Regions from separate parts of the Homo sapiens genome. Here region 2 is linked to region 1. Evidence: read pairs that join two places in POLR2A ChIA-PET (ENCODE). Cell type or tissue: HepG2. All regions are shown on one strand. Region 1 overlaps LOC124903819 (a long non-coding RNA gene). Region 2 holds the start of UBE2J2 (ubiquitin conjugating enzyme E2 J2).

Evidence for each region. Peaks named below come from ENCODE experiments on the same cell type or tissue, not always from the same donor. Only the 100,000 strongest peaks of a DNase experiment are listed, where the experiment ranks them.
Region 2: POLR2A ChIA-PET joins it to region 1 with 13 read pairs; 12 of 35 experiments call an interaction of 5 or more read pairs at or near these places.

What each region holds. Positions count from the first base shown.
Region 1 is chr1:1,123,532-1,126,031 of GRCh38, forward strand. It overlaps LOC124903819 (a long non-coding RNA gene), which reads right to left. Exons shown (of 2, transcript XR_007065349.1): 2 at 1-2,500. Among named protein-coding and RNA genes, the nearest start is that of C1orf159, 8.7 kb to the left of the region's middle. RefSeq lists an enhancer at 1-244. In HepG2, no CTCF peak of the experiment used is centred here; DNase peaks (open chromatin) are centred at 1,370 and 1,910; H3K4me3 peaks cover 586 bases.
Region 2 is chr1:1,272,939-1,275,438 of GRCh38, forward strand. UBE2J2 (ubiquitin conjugating enzyme E2 J2) reads right to left here and starts at 916. Exons shown (of 7, transcript NM_058167.3): 1 at 728-916. LINC01786 (long intergenic non-protein coding RNA 1786) reads left to right here and starts at 1,064. Exons shown (of 3, transcript NR_185846.1): 1 at 1,064-1,543; 2 at 1,865-2,361. RefSeq lists enhancers at 1-63, 64-571, 1,762-2,400 and silencers at 761-1,340, 1,501-1,550. In HepG2, no CTCF peak of the experiment used is centred here; a DNase peak (open chromatin) is centred at 963; H3K4me3 peaks cover 1,891 bases.

The DNA of each region.
Region 1 (2,500 bases):
ACACCTGCGCACACTCCTGCACACACAGTGCACACACCTGCACACACACCTGTGCACACACACCTGTGCACACGCCACACACCCGTGCACAAACCTGAGCACACCTGCACACACACCTGAAAACACACCTGCGCACACCTGAGCACACATCTGCACTCACCTGTGCACACACCTACACACACACCTGAGCACACCCCACCCACACCCCCATGCACACACCTGTGCACACCACACACACCTGCACATACACCTGAGCACACATCTGCACACACCTGAGCACACACCTGCGCACACACCTCAGCACGTATCTGCAAACACTTGAGCACACACCTGAGCACACACCTGCACACACTCCTGCGCACACTCTACATACACTTGAGCACACACCTGGGCACACACCTGCACACACCTGCGCACACACCTGCACACACTCCTGCACACACCTGCGCACATGCCACACACACCTGAGCACACACCTGTGCACACTCCTGCGCGCACACACCTGCACACACGCCACACACCTGTGCACACACCTGCGCACACCACTGCATACACACCTGAGAACACACACCTGTGCACACACCTGCGCACACCACTGCATACACACCTGAGCACACACCTGCACACACACTTGGGCACCCACCTATGCACACACGCCTGGGCACACACCTGCACACACACCTGGACACACACCTGGGCACACACCTATGCACACACATGCCCTGCAGTTGAGCTCTGAGAAACCACCACCCTGTCCACTTCGCAATTGTGCTTCCTGCTACGTCCACAGCTCTGAGTTTCTGAGCTCTGGAAGCAGACGTGGTAAACGTGCATGTTCCAGCCACTGCATGTGGGGTCACTTGTTACACGGCAGCAGCTAACTCATGCAGGAAGCCACGTGAATTCTGGGCGTGGTTGGGGCCTCCTCCTGCACCCAGTCCGCTCACTGCTTGGGGCTGCCACATGCGTGGGGTTGCTGCCTCTGAGACCTCACATTCCCGGGTTCCCTCAGCCTCTGTTCTATTGGAAACTGCAGCCCTGTGGGCACAGGCAGGGCAGGCACTGCAGGTTCTCTTTGGAAGGAGCTTCGCAGGCTGAGGGTGGGGCCCTTCGCCACCCACTGCCCCACCCAGGGAGAGGCTGCCTCGCATCAGCTCCGGGGTCTCCACGTTCTCCAGACCCCAAGAACCCCTTGGCCTTGCAGAGTCTCTGTGAGTCAGGAGCTCAGCGCTGGAAGATGCATCCAGGTCAGGCAGAGACCCCTGGTCCAGCCTCCCCCTCACTTGCTGCTGGCCTGGGCCACGGCACTGCTGCAGGCTCCGCGGACTTTAGGCTCATTTAATGCCTGACCCTGAGTGGCAAGCCCCACCCTGGGCAAATATTTATTTGACAAATAAGGGCTCACCAGGACGAAGGCCATGGAAGGCTTTCCCCAGGGCAGCCGCTGAGCGGCTGTGGAGGCCGAGGGGTCTGTCCGCCTGGGGGAGGCAGGAGGGATGTGGGGAAAGGGGGGCCTCTGACCGTGAGTCCCCAGATCGGTTCAGGGGCGGTGGGAGCCCCGGCTGCTGGAGCCTGGTCTGCGTGGTACAAGACGGCCCCCGTGCCTGCTCTCTCTGTTCTGATGAGAGGATAGGGAAGGCCATGGTGCTGGAGGAGCTCCCGGCTCCCGGGGCTGTGGCCCAGAAAGACGCCCCAGGGTGGCACTCAGACAGTGAGGTGGCCTGTTGACCCCACAGGGAAGTGCTTGGTCTCAGGGCCCAGTACAGCTGCCCCCACAGGAGCCTCTACCACAGAAGCAGGCATGGAGGAGCTCGGAGGACCGTGGCGGGGACAGGGGAGGGTGTGTGTCTGCCTCGAGGCCTCTCCTCCAGGCCTTCCTCTCCTTCAAAGGGACTGCCGCGGCCGAGGTGTGGCCTGCAGGGGTGGACTCTGAGGCCAGCAGGGGCCCGCCCGACACCTCACCTGAGCTACACTCTTCCCCTGACAGAGGTGGCCGATGGGGCTGGCTGAGCTGGGCCTTTTATGCAGGAATGGACGCCCTTGGGGTCAGCCTCAGGGGTTAACCCTTAGCATCCTCTCAGGCCAGGATTCCAGGAAAGATGTTTCCTCCACAGGCCCTCAAGTTACCCCAGGGCAAAGAGTGGATGGCCCAGGCCCTGTGCAGAAAGAGTCCTGGGTCCTCCGTCCTCTTCCAACCTCCTGCTGAGAGTCCCAGGCAAGCACAGATTCCCAGGCTGGGGTATCCCATCCAGACTTTCGCCCTCTGTACCCTTCGTGCTGGGCCTGGGGTGGAGTGTACTTGGAGGGGACCCATCCTCAATCCACCTCGTTCCGGAGAGCTGAGCCCTCAAGAAGCCCAGGAGAGCAGCTCGGGGGAGCACGGACCCTGCTTCCAGCCCTGGGCCATTCGCCCGCTGGAAAAAAATCCCCAAAATTTGCTGATAAATATAAGAAAGTCACAGCAGCCTTCAAACAAGCAGACTCCATAGACAGACTCCAG
Region 2 (2,500 bases), 150 kb after region 1:
GTACACTCTTCGCTGCCCACCTCCCACCGGGCTGAGGCCCGACCTTTCAGCCGCTTCCTATCTGGGTCTGGCAAGAGGATGGCAACCGGACTAGAGTTAAATACACACGCACTAAGTGGCAGGCACTGAAAAGGACGCCAGGAGGTGACACCTGGCCAGGGGCTGAAAGGATGCAGGGAACTGGCAGGTGTGGATGGCGAGGCCCGGCGCCGCTTAGAGACTTGTTCCGGGCTCGTGTCTCACTCGCCGGCCGGCGGTGGTCTCCCACTGTCACCGCCCGGGTTTCCCAGAAACGCTGGCCCTAAGCACAGTCCCGGGCACGCTCGTTTCTCTCGGGGTTTACGGGGCAGTCTGGAGTCTAACAGTTCAGGGGCGAGGCGACGGCGGGCTCGACGGCAGCCCTCCCCCGACACAGACTCCCGTGATCCACTGACGAACCAGGATCGAGGCTGCCCGTCCTGGGGCAGCTGCAAGTGTCCCAGCTGACGGGAAACCCGGCCGAGTGGTCAAGTCCCCGACATGACCCTGACCCGGAGCTCCGGGAGCCCGCCGTAACCGACCTCGGGTTCCGCGCAGGCAGGCTCGGGCCGGGGCCCCGCGGGCGGCGGGCGCGAACGGAGAAGCGTCGCGCAGGGTCCCCAGCAGCCCCGGGCCGCCGCTGTGGCCGGCTCCGGCAGGGGGGACGAGCGGGCCCGAGGACCCGGCGCAGGCCTGCGAGCGCGCTCACCTCTCCCTGTCGCTGCGCGTGGGCCGCCGCCGCGCTCAGGCTCGCCGTAGTCGAGGCCGGAGCAGGGTGCGGAAAAGCGGGGCCCGCGCCCGAAACAGCCGCACCGCCCCGGGATTGGGCCCACCGAACCCGCCGCAGCGCCGCCGCCGCCGCCTCAGCCTCCAAGATGGCCGCTCGCGGGGCGGAACCAGCCTAGCTTCTGCTTCCGGTGCGCGGTCCGGGGCGGTGAGGAGGGAGGGGGAGGGCTGGCCGCTCTAGGCAGACTGGCGGACCGCGCCCACGACTCTCTGTCGCCGTCGACCCCGGGGTGGGGGATGGGGCGGGGGGCGGGGCGGCGCTTGCGCACTGGCGGGCGGCTCCGGGCACCGTTAGTGGGCGCGAGAGCCCCAGACCCCGAAGCCGCGCGCTTCCCTCCCCATGTGCCACGGCCCAGGGCGGCAGGCCCGGCTGAGGGCGACCCCGGTGGAGAAAGAACCCCGACCCTCCCGCCTCCCGGCTCCCGCCTTGTCCTCCGCTCCCACGCCCCACCCGGCCCTTAGGGGAGGCGCGGCGCGGCCCGGGCATGGAGCGTCCCGGGCCCCTGGAGGCTCAGTGGAGGGTTGGGCTCCAGGGAGCTCAGAGCTCTCTCGTTCAGGGACCCGAGAGTGACACGCGTGGCATCTCTTTGCAACCCACGTCCGCGCCGCAGCACCCTCCCCTGCAGGTGCCTGCCCAGCCCCGGGATGCCCCTGACCTCCCCTTGGACAGACTGCAGAAAGCGCGGGGCGCTGCGTCCTCTCCACCTCTCTCTGACCCCAGACACATTGGGAGAGAGCGGTAGGTGGCGGGGCGCTGGGGTGGGACGCTGGGGGCAGGCGCGCAGCCCACCGCCTCCCTGAGAGGCCGCTGAGGACAGCGGGGAGCTGAGGGTGGTCCCCTGGTGGGGGATCAGGAGGTGGACCTCGCCACCTGGCTGCCTGTGGCCCTCTCCTTTGCCCCAACCCTGACTGCCTCTCAGGAACAACCACAGGTCAGCAAGGTGGCTGAATATTGAGGGTCAGTCCCGCTGTGGCTACGGGCAGAGGGCAGGCTGTGTCCATGCTCAGCCCTGACTCTGGCCCTCTGGGACACCTTGGTGGGTCTGAGACGTTGCTGCAGGCCGTGGGGCAGAAGCCAGGAGGAGTGTCCACGCAGCCTCAGCCCGTGGGAATCCAGCCTGCCTCCATTACTGCCGTCACCGGCTCCACCTTCGGAGAACATCTCAGCATCCAGCCTCCTTCCTCTGCCTCCTCTCAGGCCTCTGCCGTTCCCATGCAGGGCAGGCCAAACTGTTTTCACAGCATGGAAAGTTATGTGAGGGAAGCCACACCGGCCGCAGATACAGGCACCAGCACATCCACTCGCATGCACACTCACGGCTGTGGCCCGCGGCAGATGGAGGCCCGCTCTGCCTTGTCTGTCCCTCAGTAGTGTGCGATGACAGCACACCTGTGGGGGCCCTGCAGCTGGGAAGACTGCAGCGAGGCTCAACTCAGAGGCCCCTGCTCAGGAGCATGGCTGAGTCACACCCCAGGGAGAAGGTGCCCCGGACAGGTGTGGCCAGCACGTCTTGCCAAGACCCCACCACCCCACCCACCCGCATCTGTGGCCTTCTGGTAAGCAGGACACAGGCTGCCCAGGCCTCTAGCCATAGAGCCGATGGCCTTGGCCAGTGGGATCGGCACAAGCAGCTAGGTTGGTGGCAGATGGTGGCTGTAACCTTCTCAACCCTGAGATTGCCCTCTGAGGGCAGGA